3 separate regions of the Mus musculus genome follow, and all the other regions are linked to region 3. Evidence: chromatin loops called from intact Hi-C (ENCODE). Cell type or tissue: left cerebral cortex. All regions are shown on one strand. Each heading gives the region's core, and the rest is flanking DNA. Links, peaks and the distances in the headings are about the cores only. Region 1 holds the start of Gm40327 (a long non-coding RNA gene). Region 2 has its middle 24 kb from the start of Gm51294. Region 3 overlaps Gm32986 (a long non-coding RNA gene).

What was found. Hi-C counts contacts between places; a loop is a spot of excess contacts. Peaks named below come from ENCODE experiments on the same cell type or tissue, not always from the same donor. Only the 100,000 strongest peaks of a DNase experiment are listed, where the experiment ranks them.
Region 1: a loop joins it to region 3, with 2.2 times the contacts of the local background. A loop is called at or near these places in 2 of 42 quality-filtered maps.
Region 2: it touches region 3 in a loop (2.6-fold over the local background); 2 of 42 quality-filtered maps call a loop at or near these places.

What each region holds. Positions count from the first base shown.
Region 1 is chr5:125,829,180-125,839,547 of GRCm38, forward strand. Gm40327 (a long non-coding RNA gene) reads right to left here and starts at 8,726. Exons shown (of 3, transcript XR_868522.2): 1 at 8,588-8,726; 2 at 3,899-3,990. In left cerebral cortex, for the core only: a CTCF peak has its summit at 3,926; DNase peaks (open chromatin) are centred at 3,129 and 3,969; H3K27ac peaks cover 1,605 bases.
Region 2 is chr5:125,800,529-125,810,896 of GRCm38, forward strand. No RefSeq gene overlaps it. Among named protein-coding and RNA genes, the nearest start is that of Gm51294, 24 kb to the left of the region's middle. In left cerebral cortex, for the core only: no CTCF peak of the experiment used is centred there; DNase peaks (open chromatin) are centred at 4,180, 5,031 and 5,888; H3K27ac peaks cover 1,596 bases.
Region 3 is chr5:125,903,386-125,913,753 of GRCm38, forward strand. Gm32986 (a long non-coding RNA gene) reads right to left here. Exons shown (of 3, transcript XR_377070.2): 3 at 8,456-9,104. Among named protein-coding and RNA genes, the nearest start is that of Gm32986, 18 kb to the right of the region's middle. In left cerebral cortex, for the core only: a CTCF peak has its summit at 5,251 (motif pointing right); DNase peaks (open chromatin) are centred at 3,207, 3,471, 4,148, 4,748 and 1 more place; H3K27ac peaks cover 3,125 bases.

The DNA.
Region 1 (10,368 bases), core at 1,788-6,787, 75 kb before region 3:
CAGCTCTCCTAGATTTCTTATACAGCCCAGAACCACCTGCCCAGGGAATGGTGCTGCCCACAGTGGGCTTGGCCCTCCTAAGTCAGGGAACAACTGAAGCAATTCCTCCTAGGCACGTCTACAGACCAATGCAATAAGACACGTGCTGAGTTTCTCTCTCTCTTTTTCTGTCTTTTCTCTCTCTTCAGGTGATGCTAAGCTGATCAAAGGTTATAGTTAATGCCAACCACAGCATGCATCTTTCCTTTTTGATTCTGTAGACTCATAAACAGTGAGATTTGCCCCACAGTGAATCATACCCACGTCTCACCGGGAACTGATTTAGATGAAATTTTTTGATGCAGGAGTGAGTCAGCACTCTGAAGTATTTGGCTATGGAAATGACAAGCGTTTTGGATGCCAGAGGGTAGAATTGGATTGAGTTGTATTCTCTTAAAAAAGATACACTGACATCTGTTATATAAATGGCATGGTGGGTTCCATGGAAAGGAAGAGAAGGCAAACTACTCTTTAGAAAGAACTTTATTAGGAAAGTCAGCACCACAGACAGCTGTTACAGCCATGATCAGGCCCTGAAGCAGTAGAGAAAACCTCTGGCCCTGGTGAAGAACATCCTTAGGAGAGATGGCTGTCAAAGAGAGCTGTTTAGTCCTCACTCCTTTGGCTAGAGTGTCTCAGCACAGGCAGCAACAGCATTTTGTTCTGGGAAAAGCTAAGTCTAACAGATTCCCTGAAGTGGCCCTACTGGATCTTACATCCTCTGGAAGATTAGTCTTGCGGCTAAGGCTGTGGCTGGTCCTAGTTGTTGGACTCTTGCTTCCTTTTGGGGAACAGAGTCTATTGAGTGAGTCTGGACACATAGAATCTAATCCCACATCAATTGTTTTAGAAGTGGTTTTTCTCATGTATCGCTTTAGAACAGGCCTGTTTATCAAGGACCACTGGTCCGTGTAATTCATCAGCTAAGGAAAATGCTCAAATGGTTTTCTTTCAGACTAGCAGGATTTTAAAAGGTGGTTATTTAATTATAGACTACTCGTGAGAGGGACAGATAAGCCTAATAGACCATTTTATTTAGTGGAGAATGACACCTGAAGCACAGGAATTGTGTGTGTGTGTGTGTGTGTGTGTGTGTGTGTATGTGTGTGTGTGTATGTGTGTGTATGTGCGTGTGTGTGTATGTGTGTGTATGTGTGTGTGCGTGCGCACGCACATGCATTAACACCATCAATTTCTCCCCATCTACCGTTTAGGTTTGCTGCTAATTTAAAACTTCTAATATGATTTCCCACTCTTTCCCCCATCCTTGCCTCCCTCTCTTTTCACCCTTTCTCCATCCCTCCAGGGAGGGACACCAGCTTTCAGTTTACAGTGTAGGAAAAGCCCAGGACTTGAAGATGCAGCTAGTCTCCTCTGTACCTCAGAGGCTGCAATCAGAACATGTCCACCACTGAAAAAGTTCTCCTGATAAAAGAACCACTCTATTCTGGGTGTAAACACAGAGGCAGGTGGGGCTGGAGCTGCTTCTGTGAGAGGATATACCATCCGACAGTGAGACACAAGTAGCAGAAGACGGGGCATGAAGGTTTTAATAAACCATATCCTGCCGGAGGCTGGGAAGACGGCTCAATGGTGTTCAAATCCTCTCTGTACCTTTGTAAAAAGCCAGGCATGGCTATTCAAGTCTGCAACATTGTAGGGTGGAGACGGGTAAATTGCCAAGAGCATACTGGCCAGTCAGACTAGTCAAAATGGTGGGTTGTGGTTCACTGAGAGACAGTGATGAGGAAGAGACTGGACATTCTACTCGTCTCTGCACATATGCATACATGTGTGCCCTCACACTTGGGAACAGACACTCCACTCACACGCACACATGAATCCCCCAACCACACCCCCGTGAAACCTTGAGTTCAGCAGATCTATGACCTATGTGACTCCAAGTATGAAACATGAAGGTTTATATTCTCATTGTCTCGTAAACCCTGTTTTCTGTCAGTTTACAAACTGGAGAAGGTAAACCGATGATTTTCCAGACTCAGGATGGGGTGTCACGACTTTTGGTCTTTCTGGAATAGCATCCATCTCTCAGCAGAGGGACTTTCCAACTTACCCCTCAGGACGATAAGGATCCATTTGAGGGTTTTAACTGGGTGACTGGCATGCTTAGTTTTCTATTTGAGAAATAGACTGGCCAGAATGTACAACATCGTTCAGTTACAAAATGAACACACACCAGAGCCCGGGAACAGTGAGCTGACAGTGATTGTCACTGGGGTTTTGTGTATGTGGAATATGTCAAGGGAGTGGATCTCAGAGAAACAGAGACACAGGGAGACCGAATGAGGTGATAGATGGGCTTGATCTTAGAAATGTCTGTCCAATGTATAATTTGATCAGAACACTACACCTCATACCTCAAATGTATACAGCTTCCATTTGTCAAGCACACTTGATACATCTCAAAAGACAAGGTGACAGAGAGTTGCGACAGAAAGTTCTGGAAGGGGCTAGAGAGAAAGCCTAGCAGGTAAGCACTTGCTACCCCCCCCCAAAACTTACATAAACGCCACGTGGATGTGGAGAGTATCCTGTAATTCCACCCCAGAAGGCAGAGGCAGGATGCCCAGAGCAAGATGTCTAGAAAAACGACCCATACCAAGGAGCTTTGCCTGTGAGACATCCTGCCTCAGTGAACAAGATAGACAAGACATTAGGGACATTTCCTGAATCCACTTTGGGCTTCCACATGTGTGTGCATGCACATGTAGAGGAAAAACACACACACACACACACTGAAAAGAAGGAAGTTCTGGAAGAGGTAAGCCCAGACAGGATGGCTGCTAAAATCAGAAATAACAAACTGTGTTGGAGCTCACTATAGAGGAAGAGGGGGACCAGAGGGAGAGTTAGGAGTGTGTTTGTCTGTTCATACCAAAGCATGAAGAGACATAAAACCAATGCCACCTGCTCCAGGATCTCGAAGCCACAGCTGTAGCCGAGGTACTGTTGGTAATTGATGGTCGCTCTGTGTGTGTGTGTGTGTGTGTGTGTGTGTGTGTGTGTGTGTAGTCACTTTTTGGGGTCAATGTGACCACAAGCTCATGCTCATCAGTTTGTGATTCCTCCGAAAGCACTCTGGGGCCCATCTTAAGTCATCATAGCTCTCAGTGCCTAAGGCTAACTGACTCCCAGAAACCAGTTCAGTAGAGCTGACTAACATCTCCTTACATCACAAGGACATTTTCTACTGTAGATATAATAAACACATATATTTTAGAATATACAGAAACTTGAAAAATGGAAATGGAAAAAAATACCTCTACCGACTTTGAATTAAAAAACACATTTATTTTAGAATTCTCTAGGATAGTTGCAATTTCCCGCATACCCTACACATGATTTCCATATATTAGCATCTTACATAATCGTATGAAAATAATTAGGAGAAATTAACCTTTGTAAAAAAAAAATCCGTTTTTCCTTCCCTGTTCCTGCTCCCTGAATGACGACTCTGAGACTATTTATTAACAAATGCCTAGGCCACAAGCTTTGGCTCCTTCCTGGACTAACTTATTTAACCCATTCAAACTATTCTAAGTCTTCTACATGGTTAGATACCTCTCTTTCATCCTCTTCCTTAGCATCTTCCTCAACATCTCCCTTAGCATCTGCCCCAGCATCTTTCCCTGAATCTCCTTTTATTCTCTTACTGCCAGTGTCTCACCTCCTATTTTTTGCCTCAGCTCATTGGTCATAGACTTTATTTTATTGACAGGTGATGCTTATAAGAGATTCTCTCTACAGACCTTGGGGCACTATTATCAACTAAATGACTCATTTAAAATTTTTATTTTTGCTTATGGGTCTTTTTGTGTCTGCCACATGGCTGTAGTACCTGCAAAGGCCAGAAGAAGTCAGATCTCCCAGAGTCAGAGTCAGTTGTGAGAGTGCAAAGGGTTCTGAACAGCTGAGCCATCTCTCCAGCCCCTAAATGAAACAATTTTGTCACAGCAAGGAGAAAAATGGATGCTGTCACTATTAAACTCTTTCACACTGTAGATTCCAGCCCACACTGTATTTAGTAGTCAAGAGTCCTGTAATATATTAAAGTTTTCTTACTCCCACTTTGGAAGTACCTACCCCTGGGTTTTCCCTAGTCTGTGAAGGTTGTGAAGGCATGAGTGGCCAATTTTCCAGGCTCTTTGCTAATGGTACACCTGTTTTGGTGTACTGAGCTTCCATACCGTATCCTGCATGTCCTCGATTTCTGACGGCCCTCTTACTCTTGTGGATTCATGGCTTTGAACACTGATTTACACTTTTTTCTGGTGCAGCCATAGGGAGGTTTGGCACTAACTGATTTTGTTCAGTCTGTGCTATTTAACAGATAAAGATCCACTGAATTTTAAAATATTCATTTGAATAATTTAATTTTATATAGATAGTATTATGATCTGGTATGGAATTCAAATGTTTTGACACCAATTAATTGAATTTAGGATGTTATGTAACCTTTTAAAACCATTCTCTGGTTTTAAAATTTGGTGTGTGTGTGTGTGTGTGTGTGTGTGTGTGTGTGTGTGTGTGTGACTCATAGTGGCTAGGATATCATCAAGAAAATATGCACAGAGAAATCCCAGAATAGACAGGGGGCGACTCAGAGAGTCCCACCCAAAACTGAGGAGCTATTGGCAATTGATGGTTGCAGGGGAGAGGGCCAGTTTTCTTCATGGATTTGGCTTCTGACAGGCTGCCCATGTTCCAGTGGATGTTTGTCCCTACCCCCACACATGTAGTCAGCACTAAATGGACTCAGTGGTTTTTATAAAAACGTACATGGAATTAAGGGGGGAAAGTGGAAAAGGGGAGGAATTCAAGGGGGAGAGGATGGGGATGGATTTGCTCAAACACATTATGTGTATGTACGAAGTTCTTGAGCAAAAAATTTAAAACAAAGTAAGTAAATAAATAGATAAGTGTGTGTGCATGTGCACATGTGATAGGAGTGTGTGTGTATGTGTGTGTGTGTGTGTGTGTGTGTGTGTGTATGTGTGTGTGTATACATGTGTGCAGGTATGTAGCACCTGTGACTAGAGGAAGGCAGTCATGCAGTATCATCCTCTATGTCTCTCTGCCATTTTCCTTTGATGCAGTGTGGTGATTTGAATATCCTTGGCCCATGGGAAGTGGCACTATTAGGAGGCGTGGCCTTGTTAGAGGAAGTGTGTCATTGTGTAGGTGGGCTTTGAGGGCTCCTAGTGCTCAAACTCTGCCCAGTGAGGAAGAGAGATGCTCTTCCTAGCTGCATGTGGCTACAAGTCTCCTCCTGGTTGCCTTCAGATTAAGATATAGAATACTTAGTTCCTTCTCCAGCACCATGTTTACCTGGATGCTGCCATGCTTCCCACCATGATAATAACGGGCTGAACCCCTGAAACTGTAAGACAACCTCAATTAAACGTTTTCTTTAAAAGAGTTGCCTTGGTCATGGTGTCTCTTCACATCAATGAAACCCTATCTAAGACAGGCAGTGTCTTAGCTTGGCTTTTAATGCTTACAAGACGATTACAGTCGACATGCAAGCACAAATTAGAGATGATGAACTCATCTTGATTTCATGCTGTTTTGGTATATTTGAATGAAAGCTGGGGATTGGGAGAATTAGAGAGAGATGGGACGGAGAAAGTGAGGATGCAAAGGCCTATCAGGCTCCTGCCACTTGCTTTTGCATTCAACATTTCAGATCTAAAAACAGCCACCACCACCACCACCACCATCCAACAACAGGGCACCCATACAACGGACTCACGGAGAAGACACCAAGGGGCATTACATACTTGTAACTCACTTTCCCGCTAAAGCCTGGTGTATTGAGCCGATGGATTTTGTTGTCAAACCCTGATGATGAATCCCTAGATTGGAGCCCCTAACACCGTGATGAATGACACTGTGGTCGATAGGATAGGCATTTTTTTTTTCCTTGTAAAATCAACCCAGTAGGGAAATTACAAGGACAGCTCACATATATAAATAAAAGAATCTTTCACGCTGGCAGTTGGAATTGTTACTATATATCCCAGTTCTTTGCATTTTATCTCCATTAGTGTGTTGTTTTCAGCCCTCACTTGCTACATAGAAAACTGTGCATTTTCTACACTATCGTTTGGGGTGCACTTTGCAAGCTAAAAACTAAATCAATCCATTTCAAAGGAGTTCTCTCTGTCCTTTTTACAGAATTGAAATTAAACTATTTTCAAAAAGTATTTTGCACTTTCCTGGCTCAGTGTCATTAAGGTTTGAGTGTGAAATTTCCCCACAGGCTCAGTTGTCTCAAACTGGTGGAACTGTCTAGGAAGGTTGTGGAACCTTTGGGACTGTGCCCTAGCAGAAGTAGGTCATTGGGGCAGGAAGGAGGGAGCTGGTTGGTTCTGACCTAACTCTTGGCGGTTTAATCCACCCAAACGTGAGAAGGCCCCATGCAGGCTCTCAATGCCACAGATCAACACGCTGATGCCTGCCATGCTGTTCCTGTCATGACAGTCTGTCCTTGGTGAGTGTGTGCCCTAAACCTCTCTTCTTGTACATTGATTGTGTCAGGAGTTGACACCACCTTGACATAAAAATAAGTATTGAAAGTGTACATCTGTGTGTGTGTGTGTGTGTGTGTGTGTGTGTGTGAGAGAGAGAGAGAGAGAGAGAGAGACAGAGAGAGAGAGACTTAAAGGACTAAAAAATACTCCTAATTCAAAAATAAAGGTAAGACACTTGTCAACAGGACAGTAGCGAGTTAAGGGTGGGATGACCCTGGAGCCTCCAGAAGGCAGGAACCAGAGATGGTGGCTTTACCATGAAGGGTGTCTACTATCTGTCAACACCTTCATGACTAGGATTGGTGAGCTGCAGACTAGCCATGTGGGTGTTTGGCTGAGAAGTGCACTTTTTATAGAAACTGGAGTGTGCTCCCTTGGCTGCATTTGTTCCCTCTACTTTTATGATTTTTAGGAGAGTAAGAAATGCTTCACAAAGTTCAGTGGTATTATGCAAACTTCAGTCATGGGTCACTTTCTGTGCTGTAATTGTCTACCAGGTTTGGCTCCAAAAATTCTCCAATAGCCTTTAAAGGGTTTCTGTTTAACTCATTCTAGGCTGAACTATTTTTCTTTCCCATAAAGGTTCCATGAGATAGATACAGGTTTGTTCCTAGAGATAAGCCAGTGCCTTCAGCTTCTGGATGGGGTCCTCTGCTGAGGTTTGTCAGCAGAGCTTCAACCTCCTCCCAGCAGATATCTGTGCCTGGAAATGTATCCTTTAGGTCTACTACTCCCGTGTGCGTGTGTGTGTGTGTGTGTGTGTGTGTATGTGTTGTATCACATAGATGGCTGTCAATTTTGCCTACATTTATTTTTTACTGTGTGTATGGGTTTTTTTTTTCTTCCCGATTTAAAATTGTTCTCACATTTCATAAGAGTTTCAGCACAATCTTCATTTTTAGAGAGAGGATCTTCCAAATGCATCTTCCTCTGGTCTCAAGAGATGGAAATGCCCCATAGTTTCATGGACTGAGCTTAGGATCAGTGTGCCTACCAGAGGAGCCTCTGTGTTCTTTGAGCCCTGCCTTTGGAGGTTAAGTATGTGTTGTTTGTACTGTTTGCTCTAGCATAGAGCTTCTTTTTAGATTGTTTTCCCTGCCTCACTAGACGCCATGCATTGTAAAGTCCTTCCACAAGGAAACCGCTGGCCACATTGAACGGGGGAGAAGGGAGATTCACAGTAAAATATAAATGAAGAAAGCAGAGGTGACAGCCATGTGTGTGATACCCCCACTGCTAAGGGGGAGTGGAAACACGCAGACGGTTGCAGAACTTGCAAAATTTGGTTGGAGCTCATTCCTCCACAATGCTCACATAATTTAGCACTAAATTTTCAGATCTTTTAATGGCTATCTTTCTGTAAATTCTTCTTAATTAAGCTGTGTGAGCATGTGTATTTCTCTCTCTGTGTGTATCTCTGTCTGCATCTCTGTTTTTGTGTGTCTCTGTGTGTATGTTTCAGTGCATGTCTCTTTGTATGTGTATGTCTCTGTCTGTCTCTGTTTCTCTATTTCTCCCTCCTCCTCCTCCTCCTCCTCCTCCTCCTCCTCCTCCTCCTCCTCCTCCTCCTCCTCCTCCTCCTCCCCCCTTTCTCCCTCCCACCCCCCCCAGATGTTCAGAGACTGTCCTCAGGGACTACTGGTCATTGGTGATTTTGCCGTGACAAACTCTGAAAATAAGGATGGTCTCCTGAGGCATTCCCTGTTGCTGGCCTTTTCCATTTAGTCTTTTGAATTCTTCTTCCTCTGTTTTTACAGATTCCCTCTAGTTCGTTTTACCCCATTCCACTTCCATGCCTTGCTGTCTTATGGTGGGAGCCTCCGGAGTTTCAAACTCACGTCCTGTGTGGTGTTTTGCCTGAGAAACCACATAATCTGGAGACTTGTGTTAAATTCGGTCGTTGGACACTTAAAGTTACTACTAGTTATTAAATAGAAATTGTGTTTAAATTTAAAAATCATCTCATTTGTGTTGGTATTCTCCCACGTGCTCACCTGATACTTGTAGGTAGTGCTTCCCGGTTGACCATGGCACCACTCACTTCCGATCTCACACAGACCCTGACAAGGACTACTTCTGGTGCTGTGTGATTTCTTTTTTTTTCTCTTCCAATCAAGGTGAGGACTTGAGCCACTTCCGGTGTCACGTTGTTGGGCTCACAGCGCTTACATGATCTAGTTCCGGTTTTTCACAGGCTTCCAGCGTCTACGTTGAGCCCTTGACATGGGACATCCGCAGCGTGGCCAGAGTTCCATTGGGCTGAGCAGAGGGATCCCTAGTTTTCATTGTTTTCTCTGCCCAATGTACATGAGATTAAATTTTCAGACCCCATAGTGGCTTCTATGAACTCTGTGTTATTATGTTTTCAAATCCTCTTAGTTCTTGGCTGAGTCGCTGACAGCTGCCTCGCTCTGTAACCTAGCTGCCGTTGTTCTATTACAGCGATTTGATCGATATTTTCAGCTCTCCTAATTCCTTTTTCTGAGAAACTCAGCTTCCTTCTGTGGGTGTGGTCTCAGAAGTTGTTGGAGGTTACCTCCTAGGAGGTCTCAGACCCTTCCCTGGAGGTTCTGGGTCCCTGCAGACAAGGAACTAAGGCTTTTGCAGCAACTCCTTGGTGGCTTTTTCTTGCCTTTTGAAAAATCCGAGGACCATTCTTTCCACTGGCAGCTATTCACACACATTAAAATCTCTCTAGGATGAGAGGTCCAGCTTGCATTTTAATCCTGACATCAACAGACACCTGAGTTATCAGGATGATATTTATTGAAAGAATCAAGTATGAGTTCTGACACTCCTTTGTCTCTCTCTGGGACACATTTTCCCCCCCTTGACAGCTAAAATTTCTAAGTTTATTCAAATCCATTTTTAAAAAATCCATATTATTCTTAAATTTTTGATGGGAATGACTTTAGTTATCTATAAAGTGACCCTGCTGGTCCAAACCCCCTCTTTCCATGGCTAAAAGGAAGGAAGGCTATTTTAAAAACAGTTCTACCTAATGAAAATATAGCTTTGTTGTTGTTGTTGAATGTTATTTCTTGAGTTCGGGAATTTTTTAATACTAATAAGGGACTGACTGTTCCCCAGATGTCTCCTTGTCCCCCCTCCCCAATATTATTTTTTTTCTTGTAGACATGGGATGAATCCCTCTATGCCAATTATCAAATGTTTCTGATTCAACTTGTGGACAAAAGCAATCTAGCTTCTGTCTTTTTCTATTGGTGTTCCTTTTCAAGGAAATAAAAATACCAAAACCTGCCCGAGAATAAGGATTTTTCAAAAGTCTCATCTCCTCGTGAATTCTAATTTCCAAAGTTGACATTCATTAAGGGGAATGGATATGAGCTTGCCAGGGGCATTTGGATGTGCATTTTTCTATTTCTTGTTATACTTATTTTCCCTTTGTGACTTTAGGTGCAAGCTACCCACAGACAAAAAGAGCTATCTAAAACAAGTTCCCATCATCGCCCTCTCTATAAATTGAGATTTCTAAAGTTGAAGAGGAATGAAGTGAGTCTGCAGATGTCGTCCACATACGTCCTAGAACAAGCAGCAGGAAGAATCACATTCCACAAACACATGTATCAGATGGACCCATGAAAGTGCAGGGGTCCTGGTTAAATCTAAAATCCCTGTAAATTAGGATTTGTGTGTGTGTGTGTGTGTGTGTGTGTATCTGTGACTGTGTATGTCTAGGTGTATATGTACATGTGTGTGTTAGTTAGAGTTTTACTGCTGTAAACAGACACCATGACCAATGCAAGTCTTATAA
Region 2 (10,368 bases), core at 2,035-7,034, 100 kb before region 3:
ATGTGTGACATGATGTCATGGATTTTCATTGCTTTCCCATCAGATTCTTTGCAGCAAGGTCTTTCAGTCAAACCCAGAGCTCATCGATATAACGCGTTCTGCTTGCCACTTTGCTCTCTGGATTCCCTAACTCTGCCTTCCCAGGCTTTAATTATAGGCAGCCTCCACACCCCCTCCTTTTACCCCCTCCCTTCATTTATGTGGGTTTCTGGGGGCAGGGTTGTACCTTGGTCTTTGTGCTTCCATGGAAAGTGCTTTAACTGTCGAGCCATCTCCTTGGCTTCTGTAGTGTATGTCACACGCTCATATTTAACTGAGCAAATGTTTTTAAATTGCAAAGGAATTTAAATTGCAAAGGCCTTAGCTACCCCAGGCCTGGGGAACATGGGTCTTGGTGCAGTTTGGGATGAAGGCAGTGGTCCTGAGCCTCATCAGTGTGTCTACACATCCACAGAGCTGGGTTGCATAAGGACAACTTCCTTTAAACATCCCATGTGCTTCCCCTGCTTCGTCTCCTTCCTTCTCCAGGTCTTTGTCTGCCTTCATGGCACATGGATGTAGTTATTTATTTATTTTTGGATCTGTTAAGAATCCATGAAAATTCTGTAAAGAAGTATAGGGCCCACAAATGAGTCTAAAATACAGTATTTTCTTCTCCATGTCTGGCTGATTTTGCTTAATGCAGTGGTCTCCAGTTGTATCCGTTTTCATACAAATGACATAATTCCATCCTTTCTATGGCCGAATAAAATTCCACTGTGTATGTGTGCCAGGTCTTACTTATTCGATGGTCTATCGATGGATGCTCAGGGTGATTCCACATCTTGGCTGCTGAGAATGGTGCTGCAGTAAGCGTGGTGTGCAGGTGTCCTCTGATGTGTTGCCTCTGAGTCTCTATGGACACAGTGTCCAAATGCTCATGCTGACTGCCATCCACCATGTGGCTCTGAGCCTGGGCTGTGTGCTGTCTCTTCTGAGGGGGCTTTGCATGAGATGAGATTGTGTGTGTGTGTGTGTGTGTGTGTGTGTGTGTGTGTGTGTGTGTACAGTGAATGGCTGTGTGCCCTCACATTGGGAATCTTCATGGGGTTTATGAAGACTATAGCTGTGTTGGTGAGTATTAGAGACAGATGTTTACAGCACCCACTGAAAGAGAAAAGGCTGGCAACTTCCTCCCATCATCTCTCCTTCCCTCCATCCTTTCTTCCCTCTCTGCCTCCCTTCTGCTCTTTTCCCTTTTCTTTCTTCCTCCACTCCCCCTTTTGAGACAGTGTCTCACTATATAGCCTAGGCTGACCTCAAACTTGCAGTGATTCCCCCCACCCCCGCCCCTGCCTCAGCCTTCCAAATACCAATAACTCCTTTCCTTGGAGGAAAGGAAAGCAAATTTCAGAGATGAAGTTGTGGGTATGGGTTGCTAGGCCAGGAATAAACACCAGACTGTCTGACTCTGTACAAGGAAACTAGGAATGTAACCTAGGACCAAAGCAGGTAGGCAAAGTGAGGCTGGCCACTGTGTGCACCCCATGCCTAGAGCCAGAGCTCTGGTAGATCATGTTTTCTAAGGCTCAAGGGTCATTTCAATGGTGAGACAGAACATGGCACAGGGATTCCTGGGAAGGTGGAAAGCAGAAGTTGTTACCTACAAGTCTAGGAGAAGAGAGGGCCAGGCAGTGTGTGTGTGTGTGTGTGTGTGTGTGTGTGTGTGTGTGTGTGTGTGTGTTCATGCGTTGGGTAACAGCAAGAAGGAGGGTGGAGTTAGCTGAATTTCCAGGATTCTCTGAAATTTGAGTATTTTCTTGGGCCTCTGGATACAGATAGGGCTGTGTGGGTTCGTTTGATATCTGGTCTTTTAAGCTGTGAAGGGCTTAGAGTAGGAGAGCCCATCCAAGCAAAATGGATAAATACCCCATGGTTTTCCTCATTTGGGGGACCTAAAATTCTTTAAGGCTTCATTGTGTTCACACAAAGTGGGAGGAGGCCAGGGGAGGAGGGCAGGTGAGAGTGGACCTTGCTGAATGCAGAGGAAGAGGTGCTGCTCCTCTGTTGACCAGCAGACTGGCCAGGACAGGATCACACAAACAGGCAGACCATATTAAGCTGTCAAAACTTGGGGTAACCATGGTGATTTAGGATGAAAAGCATCTCTCCCGTCCCAAGCCAGATTCTCCAGGGCCCCTGGGTCACCTCAGACACTCACTAACAGAGGCATAAATACCAGAGTTGAGATCCACGCCCGAAACTAGAGACATTCCTCAGTTTCCCCATGGAGGAAACAGATAAGTGACTGACTTTGAGGTATGTTGAAGCTGGCAGGGGCAGCTTAGGCACAGCCCCGGTTCCAGCTACCTTTTCCAGTGTCACCACCAGCCTTGTTAGTTAAGGTGATCAGGCACTGATGAGCAGGCTGCGTTTTCGGGCTACGGTTACTCTAATACAATCGCTGTAGGAGACATCTGTTGCTGGACGTAGCACCACAGGCATGACCACGCCTGGTTGGTTCCTATTAATTTCATTCATGAATCACAGGCTTAAGTGGATGGAGGAGTGAAAAGGGTTTGTGCCTGAGAGGGGGGGAGGGAACTACTTCTCTACTGGGGAATTGGCAGTACTCTGACTTTCTCCAGTACCTTCCTGTTATGTCCTCTTCAATTAAGGTGTTAAATCAGAGAGAGTGGATCCAGGTGTAGTCCTGGAGGCCATGACTCTGACATCACGGAAGCATCATGCGATCAGGCTGAATCCGCAAACACCCTGTGTTCTCATGCTCTTCTTCAAGCCGGTGGCCTCTGCACTGAGCCCCATGGTTATTGATTAATAAGTGAACGTAAGCCTGAAAGGGGGCAAGGCTGCATTATTGCCCTGTGCAGGGAAGGCTGGAAGCCTTCCTGTTGACAGAGCCCACGGTGGAAGGACTGAGGCTCCAGGCAGAGTGCCCCAGTGCTGGGGATTTGAATTCTGATCGTTGAATCGCTAATGTGACAGGCTATCTCCCAGCCCCTGGTGTTTCGTTCAATGAATCTGCAAGTGGCGTGTTTAATATGTAAGGAATGGGAACCAGGAGGAATGGGATCCAGGAGAAAAGGAAAGTGTTTGCCTCCTCTGTCTACCTTCTCTGTTCCCAGGGAGGCTTTTGACAATGGCAGGTTACCCACATCTCTGTGGACTGGAGTCCAGGGATGTTCTCAGGACCTTGGAGAGGGCCAGAGAGGCTGTCTTTTTCTGTAGGACGTTCTCCACTGTTCCTGGTGGCCAGCCTGCTTTGGTGAATCACAGGTGAATGGAGACCTTTACCTCACAGGTGGGGAAAGCAAGAGGCTGTATTATTGCACCAGCATCTGGCGTCTGTGGGACTCCTGCAGAGGACTCTGTCCTTTGTCAACCGTGGTGGGGAGACTGGACGCTGCAGTCAGAGACTGAGAAGTTCCCGTCCCACTCAGAGACCTTGACTCAGGTAAAGCTAGACCCCTAACTACACCACGGGGCGGGGGGAAATCAGTGAGTTTATTACACAGAGAATAACTGTCAATGTTTCTGATTTGAACATGGGCATTTAGAGAGAATTTTATACACAATTCTGTGGCTTTTCAGGCACCATTGTTCAGAAGGTATAATTTACAGCAAGGTTTAAAGGATGAAGTGAAACTTAAAAATTAGGTAAAAATATAGTGATTGAATTTCCTTGTTTTTTTAAAAAATTTTTTTTAGATTTATTTTATTATTTTATGTGTCTGAGTGTTTTGCCTGCATATATGTATGTGTGCTATATGCATACAGTACTCATAGAGATCAGAGGAGGGTGTCTGATCCGTTGGAGCTAGAGTTACAGTTGTCTGTGAGCTGCCATGTGGGTGCTGGGAACGGAACTCGGGTTCTCTGCAAGAGCAGCTGTTGCTTTTTAGGACTGACCCATCTCTCAAGCTCTTCACTTGTTTCTCTAAAGGGATTTTCTTTTTATAAGTAAAGTTCTAAGATGATATTACAACTTACATTGTTTGGGTTTAGGGATGAGAGTGGACTAGTAACTGTGTGAACCCCAAGGCCATGTACTTCCTAACCCTTAGTAAGGACAGTTTCAACTGTGTATGTGTGTGTGTGTGTGTGTGTGTGTTGCTTGCAGATGCTGTTGGAGTCCAGAAGAGGGCGTCAGATTCCCTGGAGCTGGATTTACAGGCAGCTGTGAGCTGCTTAAGTGGATCTTAAGAACAGAACTTGGGTTCCCTGCGAGTTTAGAACATGCTCTTAACTGATGGGCTATCTCTTCAGGCCCATGTGTTTCTTTTCTCAGCCTCGACTGAGATATCGTTAGGAAAACATGCACTATCTCTGCAGGCAGCGTTGGCTGGGTCAGTTGCATTGATGTTTCTGATGCCCAGTCATCAGGAGACATGGGCTAGATCCTAGAGGACAGGCTTCTCCATTTCACTGTCAGCTTTAACTTTCTAGTCCCTGTATCCTGTCTTGCTCGAACCCCAGGCATAACGTTGCTCCCTCCAGGACTCTGGAGGTGTCTTCTCAGTTGAACAAGGATGTGAGCCCATGAATAAAGGTCAGGGTGACTCAGTATCTCTTGCTGTACCATTTATGAAATATTTTGGCTGAAAATAAGGGCTGGGGCTGGTTCAGGTATGTAAGTTAGAGACAGCCTCAAAGTCCTTTGTGTTGACTGAGTCTCTTTTATAACCCTAGAGGCTCTCTGGGTCCTCTCCATCACCAACTCCATCACCTTTACTCCAGAAAGGAGGACTGACACACAGGCTTGAGGCTGAGATACTTCAGCAAGCTGAGAAACCCCAGGGTCAAATTGCAGTCCGGTTCTTAGCATCTCAGCACTATTGTCACATGCAGCTCTTCAGCTTGACATCACAAGCTGGAGGGGAGGAGAGCTGGGAGCTCATTACCATGGGTGTCTTGGAAAGTTTGGGGGCGAGTTCTGCATTAATTAAGCCTCATTTGAATAATGAGCACATGCTATTTATTTTCTTGGAGAGCTGCTCTGAGGGAAGCAGAGAGGCTTCTCCTACAGGAAGCCTGGTGGCCCGTGGGCCTGCCGCCCATCACTTGGGGGAGGAAGGGGGAGGCAAGGGTGCTATTTTAAACTCTCTGTTATTGCAGGGAACACCCATAACTGGAACATTGTGGGGCGGTTGTCAGCTGTTTCTGTGAGAAAAGGCCTGGGGTCAGCCAACATCTTCTCTAGTCCTCTCAATGCTGCTCTTTGCTGTGCATATGAGATGGTCTAAAATCTGCCCATCTCATCTTCCCAAATCATGTGTTCTTCTTGGTCTGTTATGGGGCCAAGCAGAATGGTGAACTTGTGATCATGAGGTCACTATAGTGGTCACGAGAGGACTCCACAGGAAGAGAGGTATTCTGATACCAAACATCTAGATCTGCCTGATATCCTTCTGGGTGCTTAAGAAGCATGCACATCGGCTGGGCAGTGGTGGCACATGCCTTTAGTCCCAGTACTTGGGAGGCAGAGGCAGGCAGATTTCTGAGTTCGAGGCCAGCCTGGTCTACAGAGTGAATCAGGACAGCCAGGGCTACACAGAGAAACCAGGTCTCGACAAAACCAAAAGAAGAAGGAGGAGGAGGAGGAGGAGGAGCAGCAGCAGCAGCAGCAGCAGCAGCAGCAGCAGCAGCAGCAGCAGCAGCAGCAGCAGCAGCAGCAGCAGCATGTGCATCTCTGAACTGAAAAGCAGTTATTCCCCAGTAATATGGGTATTTAAATCTGATCAGGGCTCATCTGATCCAGTCTAGAGAAAACAAGTGTCCCTTGTGCCTTTTCCCTGTGCAAGTGGCTTGTGCAGAGTGACTGCGTCTCTCACATAGTATGGGAAGAAACCAGCCAGATTCCCTCAACTCTGTAATTAAATCACAGACCTCCATGCCTTTGGCTGCACCCAGTAATCTTTCTTCATGAAACCACTTGCCCACTTGCCCATCAATCGAGGCCAGAGTTCTGAGTCATAAGCAAAAGTACAGAAGGCTCAGGCCTGACTCTATGAGTGTGCAGCTCAAGAGAGCCCACACATGTCAGCACTCATGAAGCCGGGCACTGGAGCTGCACACACTTAGCATCATGATGTTGCAGAGAACATGGAGGGCTGTGCAGACATGTCAGTTTCGCACTTCAGGGAGATACTTCAGCATTCAGGCCTTCATGTTCTTGGGGTTTTGGAGCCACCTATTACTAACTAATGTTCTTCACACAAACATCACGGGTCTTTAAGCAAGACTTTAAAACAATGTTGTAATTATCATATATGTGAAGAGACCCTGTGGTGGTTCGAATACGCTTGGCCCAGGAAGTGGCACTATTAGGAAGTGGTATGGCCTTGTTGGAGGAAATGTGTCACTGTGGGGTGAGTTTTTGAAACCCTCATTCTAGCCACATGGGAGAAAGACTGCTCCTGTCTTCCTTTAGATGAAGATAGCGAACTCTCTGCTCCTTCTCTAGCACCATATATGCCTGCATGCTGCCATGTTCCTACCTTGACGATGATGGTCTGAACCTTTGAACCTGTAAGTCAGCCCCAATTAAATGTTGTCCTATATGAGTTGCCTTGGTCATGGTGTCTGTTCACAGCAATGGAAACCTAACTGGATAAGACCCCAAACTGGATAGTTCACGGGATTACTCAAATGTCCTCAGTACCATCATGCCTCTATCTGCTGCAATGGCCCAACCCATCCTCTATCCAGTTCAGGGTGCTCCTCCAGTCTTGGTCCTCATAGGACCCTCCTGTACTAAGGCACTTTCTTTTAGAGTCTCCTAGTTTCTATAGCATCACCAGCTATGGCATCCTCTTCATTGATAGGGTGAAGTCTATTCTTAAGGATCGCCATCAAATCTCCCATAGGCTTTGTAGAAGCATCTCCAGGGTCAGAGCATAGATTCTGGGTCTTAGAGAGATGATTCAGCCACTAAAAACACTTGTTACTCTTGTAGAGGAACGGGGTTCTATTCCCAGCATCCACATAATGGCTCACGTTCAACTGTTAACCAGTTTCAGGAGATCACATGCCCTCTTTTGGCCTCTTCAGACACGAGGCATGCACATGGTGCACATAGTTACATGTAGCCAAGACATTCACACATTAAATAATATGAATAAATCTGATTTTAAAAAGGTGTGGGCTTTGGATCATGGGCACGGGTGATGCTGAGTGTGGACCCCAACAGCTCTCTTTAAGGGGAGGAAAGACACCAGGTATTTGGGACAGGGTGGCTGCAGGTGAGGGAGCAGTGCACGGTTTTGTCACCTCATGCATCTGATGGTGCCCAGGTAAACATGGGCAGAGGTCTCAGCACTGAGCTTGGGCACAGTCAGCACTGGGGGACGGCCACAGAATGACTGTCTCTCTTCAAATATAATGAAAGAGATTTTTTTTCTGTGTTTCCTGCCAGTGTAGATTTTTGAAAACCCCAGTAGTCCAGATTGAACTTAATTTGAAAGTCATTGCAATTGAGATGGGGGTGAACTGACAGTTCATTAAGGAAATACTTGATGAGCCAAGAAAACGTGCCAAAGTTAACATTATAAACACGATTAATGAGCAGTGTGACTACAAAATTCATAAAGGAAAATAACAACACAACACATAGGGCCTTGTCTCTGTTGGCCGGACAGGCTGCTGACAGTGTGTCCTGATTTGTCTGTGTTAAATGCCTGAGGCTCCAGGCTTGCCCACATGGCCGATGTTATCTCTCATCTGAATTTGACAGGAATAACTTTATGTTTTGTGTACACAAATTTCTAATGCTTTAATCGCTTTAGCTGATGTGGGCTCAGGGTTTGCCAGCCAATCAGACTCCATCCCCCCCCAAACAAAAAAACAACAACAAATTCATATTTTTTCCTTTTTCCTTTTCTCTTTCTTTCTTTCTTTCTTTCTTTCTTTCTTTCTTTCTTTCTTTCTTTCTTTCTTTCTTTCTTTCTTTCTCTCTCTCTCTCTCTCTCTTTCCTTCCTTCCTTCCTTCCTTTCCTTCCTTCCTTCCTTCTTTCTTCTTTCTTTCTTTCTTTCTTTCTTTCTTTCTTTCTTTCTTTCCTTCCTTTCTTTTCTTTCTTTTTCTCCTCCTCCTCCTCCTCCCCCCTCCTCCTCCTTCTTTAAAACCCACAACAACTTCATATTCACCAGAATAGCAAACTGGAAATTGTGATGCCTGGTGGGTACTTGTTACTCTCTCTTGAGTCCTATTGTATTAGTTAGGGATCTCCGAAGAAACCCAACTGGCAGAATGAATACACATTGTCTTAGTTAGGGTCTCCAATGCTGTGAAGAGACACTATGGTCAAGGTAGCTCTTATAAAGGACAACATTCCATAGGAACTGGCTTACCATTTCAGAGGTTTCGTCCATTATCATCATGGCAGAAAGCATGGCAGGGTGCAGGCAGTCTTGGTGCTGGAGGAGCCCAGAGTTCTACATCTTGATCCATAGGCAGCAGAAAAGGACTGTCTATTTCACTGAGCATAGCGTGAGCATATATAACCTTAAAGCCCAACCACCACAGGGACACACTTCCCCCAACAAGGCCACACCTATTTTAACAAGGACACACCTCCTAATAGTATCACTCCATACGGGCCAAGCATTAAAACACAGGAGTTTACGGTAGCCATTCCTGATCAAGCCGCATTAAAACTACATACTCTAAAAAGGAATTCAAACCACCATATACGTTACAAGAGAATTTGATTGGCATACAGGACACTGTCTGGATAATTCAACAATGGCTGTCTTGCATGGGAGAACCACATGGACTGCTCAGTCCATGATGCTTGATGGCTCAGCAATCCCAACCTGGTGCTGAAGGCCGGGAAGTTTCCTGGAAGTGTTGGTCTTCAGTCTACAACGAGTTATCAAAGAAGGTGGTTCTAATATTGGCAAAGGAATGCAGCAGCCACAGGAGAGATGACCTTGCCAGTGAGAGTGAAGACAAACAGGCAAAAATCAAAGCTTCCTTGTTCCAAGTCCTTAAATCTGGGTTGCCACCAGAAGGTCCCACCCAAATTTAGGGTGAATCTTCTTGATTCAAATAATCTGATCAAGAAAACCCCAAGAAAACCTGATCAAGAGCACCCAGAGGCATGCATTCTAATTGAATTCAGAGCCAGTCAAGTTAGCAATCAAGATTAATGATCATGTCTATCATGTCTCTCATACAATTTATCTTTCTCATTTGCTTTGAATTTTGGGCCTGAGATTAACCAAGTTGTGTCATTCATATTGCTTAGCTGTGAAGCATTTTTCTGCATTCTGTTCTGACTAGAAATCAGAAGCATGTTGTATGTTCACTCCACTCCTGGCTGGTTCCTGCCTCACCCAGGAACTAGCCAGCCTGCTGTCACTATAGTCTCAGCGACCGGATGGCCGATAATGAGGCTGCGAATCCAAGATCAGGACCCTGGCATATTTGCTGTTACCTGGCTTGTAAATGGAGCATTCTGTCTATATTCTTCTGTGCTGAGAAGACCCAGAGAGCTCTCTGGGGCTTTTTTTCTTTTCTCTTTTCTTTTCTTTTCTTTTCTTTTCTTTTCTTTTCTTTTCTTTTCCCTTCCCTTCCCTTCCCTTCCCTTCCCTTCCCTTCCCTTCCCTTCCCTTCCCTTCCCTTCCCTTCCCTTCCCTTCCCTTCCCTTCCCTTCTCTTCCTTCTTCCTTCCTTCCTTCCTTCCTTCCTTCCTTCCTTCCTTCCTTCCTTCCTTCCTTCCTTCCTTCCTTTTAATATAGGGGCACCAATAACATTCACAATGACTCCAACTTTATGACTAGACTCATACCCTCCAAAGCTCTGCCTCCTAATGATGTCATCTTTGGTGACATCTTCCTGGGGGTGGGGTAGGGGAGACAGACATTTAGATCACAGCAACCTCTATCGGCATGATGGCTCTCCTCCAGCTTGCACAGGCACACCAGGCTCCTATGTGGAGGCAGCACAGGCAATGTAAGTCCCAAGCATGCCCCAGTTATGTCTCCTTGGCTCTGATGTCTCCTGTACCACGATCCTCACCCTGCACCAGCTACCGTGGTGTGCACCAGAGCTCGCTTTCCCTGATGTCAGCCACTCAGGATCCACATCTACATCCTTTTAAGTCCACTTGTTAGCTAAAGGATATGGACCAGTTGCTAAAGTACTTGCTGTGCGAGTTTGGATCTCCAGAGCCCACTTAAAGTTCTATAGTATTAGCATGTACACTAATCTCAGACTCAAGGAAGACAGAGACCTAGGGATCTCTGGAGTTCACTGGCTAGCCCATAGTCAAGTGTTTTAGTTAGGGTTTTACTGCTGTGAAGAGACACCATAACCAAGGCAACTCTTATAAGGACAACATTTAATTGGGACTGGCTTACAGGTTCAGAG
Region 3 (10,368 bases), core at 2,525-7,524:
CCTCTGCAAGAGTGGCACATGTTCTTAACCTCTGAGCCATCTATCTATCTATCTATCTATCTATCTATCTATCTATCTATCTATCTATCTATCCCAATACTTTAAAAATGGAAACCTGTTCCCTAGAGTTTCATGTTTGTATCCTGATGTAAAACATTGTCCAACTTAAAAGTTCCATAGTCTTTAAAGAATTCACCACTTTGGGCATTCAGATAAAAGATAAAATTAAATAAAAAATAAACAGAAAATGCGGAATAAAAAATTTGAAGTGGGATACTGCAATAAAATTACAAGAACAAAAACCAAACTCAAACCCAAATCCCCAAATACCTCTTGTAAGCAAAGGGGGCAGGCAATGGTGGCACGTGTCTTTAATCCCAGAACTTGAAAGGCAGAGGCAGGCACATCCTTGAGTTCAAGGCCAGCCTGTTCTACAGAGTGAGTTCCAGGACAGCCAGGGCAACACAGTGAGAACATGTCTTGAAAAACCAGAAAACAAACAACTCAACATCAACAGTAGGGAAGAACTGGGCGGACAAATAGGCTATCAGGAGAAAATTGGCTTCTTTGATCGGTTTGCGTTTGCTCTTCGAAGGTTTAGGGCCAGTTTTACAGCATGTTGATAATTCATTTTCCTGAATCTTATTTTTTTTTTTCTTTTGGACCTTGAAATATCTAATGAGCTCTGAGAACGGGGCATCTATTTCCCTTGACCAGATGATGAATGTCTGTGCTGTCTGAATTAAGCTTCTTCAGCCCAAGTGGCAGGAGGCATGTGTGGCTCTCTTAAGCAACAGAGAGGTTATTGGAGCAATGCCTAGTGGCCGGTTCCAAAATTTGACAGGAAAACTGGAGAGCGAGGCCTCCAAGGAGGAACCTCCAGGCCCTCTGGTACAATAAAACATCCCAAATGTTGCCATGGGAAGCTCAGAATTTTTCCCGTTTCTTGTATTGACCACACTGTTGTAAATGTCTGCCTTCTGTTAATCAATTGCAATCACTGTGCGTCAGCCTTAACGAACCAGAACCTATTTACAGCGTCACCCGGTTTCCATGTAGAGCTGCAAACACTTGCTAGACTGAAGATATGTTTTCCTCCCTCCAAAGGGGAAGAGGTGGATAATGATTTTCCAGGCGGGGCCTCCTCTTTCTGCATTTGCAATCTCTCTACACTCACTTCCACCCAACTGCTTTTAAATACAACATTGCTTCCCACATGGTAGGAATATGCATGCTCTAGGTTTGGAGGGGAGCCATAAAGTCCCTGCAGAGTCAATGCAAGCACAGGCTCTGACCGCCCACGCTAACCTTTGCCATCCCCCATCACTCAGCAAGATGACTACTCTGTTGCATGTCACAAGTTCAAACCCATTTCCCTCTCTAGGGAGGCAGCGTGGAAAAAGCCATTTTTCATGCTGAAATCAAGGTGAGCCACCCTATTGGATTATGACATAAGACCTCAGGTGACAGATTGGCCCTGAATAAGAGCAAGGAGAGAAATCCTGCCTTGTGACATTGAAAAGGAAGTATTTATGCTAAAATCCTCCAGCCCATAGTCTTTGGACTTTCAAGCCTGTTTTCTACCCATCTCTGTCTAATGAAAACCTATTACTATCTCAGAAGCCCCAAGGTTCTCCCTCCTACTCTCCCTCCTTCTCTCTGTCCTCATCTCCTTCCTCCTCCCCCTCCTCTTCCTCCTCTTCCTCCTCTTCCTCCTCCTCCTCCTCCTCCTCCCCCCCCCCCTCTTCCCCACTCTGTCTTCTCTTTCTTGGAGACAGAGACTAATGTAGCGCAGGCTGGCCTCAAACTCATTATACAGCTGAGGATGACCTTAACAATCCTGATCCTTTTGTTCTTGTTATTATTTTGATGCAGGCTCTCTCTACAGAGCCCTAGCTGTCCTTGAACTACCTTCGCAGGCGGAGCTGGCCTCAAACTCACAGAGATCTGCCTACCTCTGATGAGATTAAAGGTATTCACCGCCACGCCCAGCCTGATCCTCTTGCCTCCACTTCTTAGTATGGGGATTCCATCACCATGCCAGGAGCATGTGGTGCCTGGGATCAAACCTAGGGCTTCATCAGTTCTAGGCAGGAATTCTAGCTACAGAGAAACATCCCCAGCCCCTCCAGCCATGCATCTTTAAATCAAAAAGACTGATTTTTCTTTCCCAGGGAAACATTTTCACCTGCCTCCAAGCTGCAGGGAAATACTCCATCAAAAGGAGCATTCCCCTGCATGAGATTCTCAAACTTACTCCCCCCTGCTCCATTGGTATTTCCAATACTTCTGCACAAGAAAGGGAGAATTATATTGTGGCTGATGTTATCTTTGCTTCTTGAGGTGCTTCATTTTGAGTCGATGTATAATGGAGAAAGCTGAAACCTTCTTTTTCCTACCTGGACCAAGGTTGGATCTTGAAATGTCACTTTATAGTGGCCATTGTGGTTTATGTAAAACCTACAAGATGACTGGTGAGGGAGGGGGGAATCACCAGTCTCAGCAGATGCAGAATGAAGGCCCTCTCTTATCTCTCGGACTCTTATTTCAGAGTTGCTTCTCTGAGGCTCTTGTTTCATTGTTGCTATAATTCTAGATCTCTCCCTACCTTTCAGAGCCAGAGTGAGGGTTGGGTGGAGAAACCTGGCTTGGAAAAAAAGAAAGAAAGAAAGAAAGAAAGAAAGAAAGAAAGAAAGAAAGAAAGAAAGAAAGAAAGAAAGAGAGAGAGAGAGAGAGAGAGAAAGAAAGAAAGAAAGAAAGAAAGAAAGGAAGGAAGGAAGGAAGGAAGGAAGGAAGAAATGAAGGAAGAAAGAAAGAAAAGAGAGAGAGAGAAACAGCTGACATTATAACTTGTTCAGTATCTTTCGAGAGCCTTTTAGAGTCGCTATGTGTGTGTGCTTGATAAACTCTTTATTGGAGTCCTCCAAATGAATGAAATGTTTCTCCCTGTTTTTCAAATGAGGAAAAAAAAATTGCACCAGTGTTTTTGTTTTTGGCACAATGAATTCTTCCCTGTTTGGTTAAATTTACCCCTCTTTGAAGGTACTGTAAATGGGAGTGTCTCCTTCATTTCTTTTTGCAATAGATCAAGTTAATGCACAGAAACAAACATCCTTTGTGTGTTTGGTTTTTGGCTCCTGTAACTTCGCTGATTTCTAACTGCAGTTTGGGTTGGCATCTAAGGTGTTTTTTCTACATGACATCTGCCAGAGTCCGTTTCCCTTCGCCCTTCAGCTTGGATTCTATATTTATTTTTCAGTTTTGTCTTTTCTTTCCCCCTTTCTCTCCCCTGCCTCTCTATGTGGGCCCTGGGAATTGAACCTGGGTCCTCCAAAAGGGCAGCTAGTGCTCTTAAGTGCTGAGCCATCTCTCCAAAAGCGTTTGTTGGATTGTTTATATTATGAATCTCTAGTGTTTGAAAGTGTGCCAACAACATAAGGAAGTAAAAACTATTTTGAGCTAATGCAAGTATGGCTCCTTCAGGCAACACTTCTAATTTTTTTTCTCCCAGGGCTGGGAGGGTGCTGAATGGGTAACCTAGAACCCGCTTAAAAGCCGTGTGGGTGTTGTGGTCCACCTGTAGTCCTGGCTGCCAGAGAAGTCAGAATCGTGTGCTCCATGTTCAGTGAGAGACCATCCCTCAATGTATAAGGTGGAGAATGATCAAGAGAGGCACTTGGCACGAACCTAGGGACTCCACATGCTTATACACACACATGTACAGGCACACCTATACGCACACATGTGCCTGCACATGCACCCCCCCCCCACACACACACATACAAACATAAATAAAAATAGTGTTTAGTTCCCAACATTGATAGGAGAAAGATGAGTTTTTCCCCCTTCAAATTCACACCTAGAGAATTGGTGGGATTTTCACTATTTGGGACCCGTTAGCGTTTGATATTAAGGGCATAGAGTCCTCAGCCATGGAACAAAGTCTTGGGAAAAGGACATGCAGGGATGGATCTGTCTTCTAACATTGTCCACAATCACACACAGGGAAGGATAAACTCACAAATGCTCTCCTGCTGGAAGCAACCCTAAATCCTCCCGAGGATTTTTTTTTTTTTTTTTTTTTTGCTTAAGGGATGTCTCAGTGTGCCTATCCAAAAATACACCGGTCCCTTGAAAGCCGTTGTCACCAGAGAATGCTGCTTAAGAACACAGGTGTTACCTCTTATTTTTAACTTCTGCACTTGGATGAGGGAGCAACAAGAGATCTATGTGCCTGTCAAACAGGGACGGGACTGAGAAGAGCCCCCACCCCCCAACCATATATTTTCCTCAGCTATATTTAGCACTGTATTTGCTGTCTGGTGCAAGGGATCTGTCCTTCTTTTGGTGTCTGTCCTTTTTACTGTTTAGATTCATGTTAATTACTAAGGGACAGAGACCCCATGGCTATCAGTCAAGCCTGAAATAATTACAAGTAAAAGAGACAGAGAGAGTCCTTTGCTGTGGTGGGGATATTTCCTTCTCCAAGGTCATCAGAATGTAGCCCGTGTATGATGGACATAAACACATGCCACACAGGTGAAGATGGGCTCACACTCAGGCCATCAGAAGAAATGGCTTGTGTTGTCCATTACTGGAGGCTGCCGGGGCTTTATTATCAGTTAACGATGATGGGTATCTGAGCCTCTGAGTCTTTGCTTCATCTGCTCTGTACTTTTCCAAGAGCTGTAGAAGACTTCAGCCCCCACAGGATAAATTGGGCTATGAATTTGTGTTTGTCGCTATGGTAATTTATATCGGCACCATTTTAATAACCACATCAAACTTGGGCACTCTGCAACAGTGAAGCTCACATCTAACAATAGACTAGAAACACTCTGGGGGGAAAAGGGAATTAGAATCAACAGAGATGAGTGGCTTCAAAGCGAAGAGGTGAGAGTATTTACATCATAAAAGTAAAAGGCCTTCATGTTTCCACTTCTGCTACCGAGGTGTGATTGGTTACAATGGCAATGCATTTGCATATGGTCCAGGCTCTGCCCCGGTGAACACAAGGAAACATGCTTGCTCCTTAGTAGACACAAGGCAGTAGGAACTTTTCTGGCCATCTTCAATGATATATTAAAATTAGTGACCACTACACTGTGGGGTGGTAGATTTTATTGTGGATATAAGTATATATTTATTTTAAGCTATATTTTTATTTTTAATTATGTATATGTGTATGTATGTGTATGTGTATAAGTATATGTGTAGATTCTCATGGAGGCCAGAAGGGGGCGACAGATCTCCTTAAGCAAGAGTTAAAGGCGGTTGTGTGCCTCCTTATGTGGGTGCTGAGAACTGAATTTGGGTCCTCTGTAAAAGAAGCAAGTGGTCTTCATCCTGACCACCTGGGAAAATAGACTTTCTTCAAATTTCATTAAATTCTTATAGCCCAATTTGTATCTCTTTGTACTCTGTACCTTTGGTTCATTAATAGGATTCTAAGCTTCTGTGGGTTTCAGAGAGGGATAAAAATGAGCAGGAAACATCTTACCTTTTGATGAATGTTTTTGTTGCTGTACTGGGTGTCACTCCAGGGCCTTGCAAACTCTGGGTGATAACCTTTCTCTCAGCTCTAACCCTAGTTGCAATGTATCTGAGGTGCAGATACAGCGTATTTTCTTCAGCTCTGTCTAGTAGCTAGGACAGAAACAGTCAGTATGTGCTTCTCATTTTGTCCTGAGATTAAACAAGTGGTTATATCTATCTACCTCAAGAAGTTTGAAATTTCTTCATCAAAAGGAAGCTTAAGTATCAACACAAATATGTTGCTGCCACTTATTCATTAAAAACATAGACACAATAGCACACATTTCTAGAAGCAACCAAGCAGCTCCAGCTAGCCTGCTTAACCTTAGAATAATCATTTTTCAGATGACTGGCTAGTGGCTAAGATGGGGATGGGGTGGGGGGCAGATAAACAATGATATCAGAATGTCTGGTTGGGTCTTCAAGAACTGAGGCCCCATGGCTTAAATTTTATTTTTTATTTTAAAAATATTCTTATTGTATCTGCTGCTGCTGCTGTTGCTGGTGGTGGTGGTGGTGGTGATGGTGGTGGTGGTGGTAGTGGTGGTGGTGGTGGTGTGTGTGTGTCTCTCAGAGGACAACTTGCAAGAGTCTGTTCTCACCTTCTACCATGTGGGGTCATCAGGCCTGCAGTTAAGTAGCTAATCGTAACAGATTGTAAGCCAATCTGAATTGCCTTCTTGGAAATTTAAATGTGAGATACAAGAGTTTTCTATGCAATTTCTGCTTCACAAGTTCACATTCTTGGGGAACAGTGTTGTCTAATGCGAGTCACAAACATAAGTAGAAAAACAGAAACAGAAACAGGTAAAATTGATTTTATTAATATATACTACTTAAACCTATAGCTAAATGTTTCATTTCAGCATGTAATCATATAAATATAACTTCCTTTTTTTCATTTTTATTTTAGATCTCAGTAACCCAGTGTGAAATACATACGTATAGAGACCCAATTTGGGTCAGACCCATCCCAAGTGTTCAATAACCACTTTTACAGGGACCATATTGGATATTGACATCGTAAAGAAGTGAGATCTCAACAAAGTAGAGAAAAAAAAAATGCTGGTTCAGTTTCAGATGCTTACAAGTGCTACACATGCAAATGCACACGAGTACACATCTATGTACATGGCCATGCATACACAGATGCACACAGGTATCCATGCAAATGCACACACAGACATACACATGAATACGTATCCACTCACATAAGTGTACACACATGCACATACACACAGGCATACACGCACATGCACACACGTGCACATACCATTCACATAGTCACACACATGCACATACATGTATATACACACGCAAACAGAATTTTCTAAGGCTCTACCGAGTGGACTGGTGTTCTTTTGCCTGCATCAAAGCTGATTTAAAATTGACATGGCAGTGGCTGCCTCATGTTGTTCTATAACTGGAAAGACTTGGTCATTTTCCCAGAAGAAGCACTGGGGACAGAATGGACCCATGGATACTTGGAAAAGTCAATTACTGACAATCTCCCACCACATGCCGTTTGATGCTAACACTAGGATGCAGTTCCCCTTAAGAGGCGTGTTAGTTCATGCTCTTTACATAATGTGGTCCTGGCAAGTTAAACTACTTGAGTGTCACAAAGGGGAACAAGGAAACCAGGGCTCAGCTCTGCTCTGATTTTCATCCTTTCTGCTGCTCCATGGTACTCAGGAGGGTCTATGCTCACTTCCTTGCTTGGAGGAGACTGAACAACACAGATGGGAAGACAGTCTGGGTCTGTGCAAGGAGGAGAATTGGCAGTGGCTTCCTCAGCCCCTTGGACTCTGTCTCTCAGCTCTTCTGTCTCCAGCATCAGTCACTAATGGATTTTGGAATCCTGTGGCTGAAGTCTGGGAAGAAGGAAAATATCATCCGGAAGACCCCAAGACACTTAATCATTCTGGTAGCCCAAGCCTTAGTGTGTTTGTCCTTTAGTTTTCTGTGGGGAATAAATGTGAGCTCCAGTTGGCGAATGGGACCTGGCATTTGTTCAGAAGTCTCCAAATTCACATGTTTAAATGCTGACCCAATAGATGGTGTTAGGAGAGCATCTTCAGGGGTGGAGTCAGAGTGAGTACGAGAGAGATCCTGGAGAAGTCATTAATGCATTCTATGGTAATTTAACAATTTCTTCTTCAGGATTTCTACGGTCCTTATACCACTTTAATATGGCTGTGATAAACAACTCTGTTCAAATGCAAATTGGTTTACACACCCAGGTCACAGTCCATGGTTGAGAGAATTTAAGGCAGGAACTCAAGGCAGAAACCGTGGAGGCACACTGCTAGCTGGCTCACTCAAGCTCATGCTTCCCTGGCTTCTTTACACAGCCCAGGAACACCTGCTCAAGAAACGGCACCACCTACAGTGGGCTGGACCCTAATATGTCAATAGTAATGAAGACAACCCCCCACAGACAAACCCGATCTAGGTAATTCTTCAGTTGAGGCCATCTCCTCTCACATGACTGTAGGTTGTGTCCAGTTGACAAGATCAACTAGGACAACCAGGTAAGTGCAAACTATAATACATGTAAGACATTTTATTTATGGATTAAAAACTGGTGGGCACTTTCCTGTGAGTTGGCCTTACTGGAATCACAGGCTGGGCATAGAATATCATGGGACACATGGCCGGACGATGGGCTTCCCGTTCATGATTGCATCTTTTTTTCCCCATTTTTTATTAGGTATTTAGCTCATTTACATTTCCAATGCTATACCAAAAGTCCCCCATACCCACCCACCCCCACTCCCCTACCCACCCACTCCCACTTTTTGGCCCTGGCGTTCCCCTGTACTGGGGCATATAAAGTTTGCAAGTCCAATGGGCCTCTCTTTCCAGTGATGGCCGACTAGGCCATCTTTTGATACATATGTAGCTAGAGTCAAGAGAGCTCCGGGGTACTGGTTAGTTCATAATGTTGTTCTCATGATTGCATCTTAACTCAACTATCTCCATAAGGGTCTCATCTCCTAATGCTGTCACTCTGAGGTCAGTTATCAGCATGTGAGTTTGGGATGAGCACAAGCCTTCAACCTACAACAATGGGTTTCTGCCTAGACGGAGAGTCAGATTGTGAAAAGTCTTGATGGCTAAGACACTTGACTATAACAACTCCTTAGAGTTGTTGTAACAACTCTGTGTCTGACTCCCATCTCAGGAGGCTAGCTTGCTATTGATATCTGACAGAGGAATCAAAAGCACAGGTTGAAGCAAGAGGGACATTGCCAGGTCTTGTCCCCAGGGTCTCTGGAGGCTGTTCCCACACAGCAGCAATTTGCATATGCTATCACACCGTCATCACATGCAGTAGAAGACACTCGAAATAGTCCCCCAAGTGGTGGTCAGACAGAGTGGCAGGCTAGCAGCTGTGGAGGCCACTCTTGAAGGCCACCGTGGAGCTTAAGATGGAGTCAGGGTCTAGACCTGCTTGTTGGAAAGCGATGGGCACGGTTGGATGACTGTTGCTGTGGAGTTTGAAATTCAAATCAGGAAGAGCATCTGGCATCCGCGTGTCACGGAGATGAACCTTGGAGCTGCATCTGATGAGGACAGAAAGGAAACGCACAGTCAGCGAGACAGAGCCGTTCGTTGCTCGGGAAGCAAGTGCAGATGTGATATTCACGTCTCTATCACTGGATGTTTTGCTAATCAGTAATAAGAAAGAGCCTGATAAATCAGGCCCGATTTTCTGCTCCAAAATTAAATGCAATGAAAAAAAAAAAACAAAAAACTTGGGACTATGATAATTTTGCCTGTTGGCACCTTAGAGACAGCACGGTGTATTGTCCTGATTGGTGTTCTACCTGCCTTGAGGTTGCATGGGAGTTGTTTCCAGACAGATACAGGTTGTGGCTGATGTGTGAATGGTTGACATAAACTCTGCAGAGCATTTGTGCTCACTGTCAACTATTATCAAGTTGTTTTTATCAATATCCTAGTTTGCCCTTCTGTTGCTATGGTAAAACCCTCACCTAGACCAACCAGAGGACAAAAGGGTTCATCTCAGCTTGCAGTTGTCTATCATGGAGAAAAATCAGGGCAGAAATTCAAAGCGAGAACCTGGAGGCAGAAACAGAAGCAGAGGCCATAGAGGAATGCTGATAACTGGCTTGCTCCCTATGGCTTGCTCAGCCTGTCCAGGGATGTCACTGCCCACAGTGTGCTGGGGCTTTCTACAGCAGTCTCCAGTCAAGAAAATGTCCCATAGACTTGCTTATAAACCAATCTGAGGGAGGCAGTGCCTCAGTTGAGGTCCCCTGTTCCCAGGTGACTCTAGCTTGTAAGAAGTTGACAAAAAACTAACCAGCATGATCTACTAATGGAGGCATCCACAGCTATAAAAGTTATGTGTGTTTATCACAGAGAAACAAAACTTAAGAGACATAAAAGGAAGAAAAATCACTTACGTTTCCAGTAGAAACAACTGGGTTAATATGTTGGTCTCTTAGCTTCTCCTGTTTGTTTTAGACACGAAATAAAGATATGTATTCATAAGCCGTGGGTGGGAACCCTCAGAAGCAGATTTTACTCCGTTGTTCTTGGAAGATTGGACTCATTCATCTATTAAAAACCAATGCACTAGAAGCATCATCTCTCCATGCTGTTTAAAATGATGTTAATAGCATTGACATGAAATTTTTTGGCCTTCTTCTTCACTGTGTTATAATGACTGCTGTCTGGATCGTATTCTGCTGTTCTCTGAGTGTTCTTTTGATGTTGTAGTTAACCCTGGTTCTTCCTCCCAGCCCTATGCTCCTAGAACTAAGACTCAGATCCAAAATACATTTACAAACACCTTGGCCA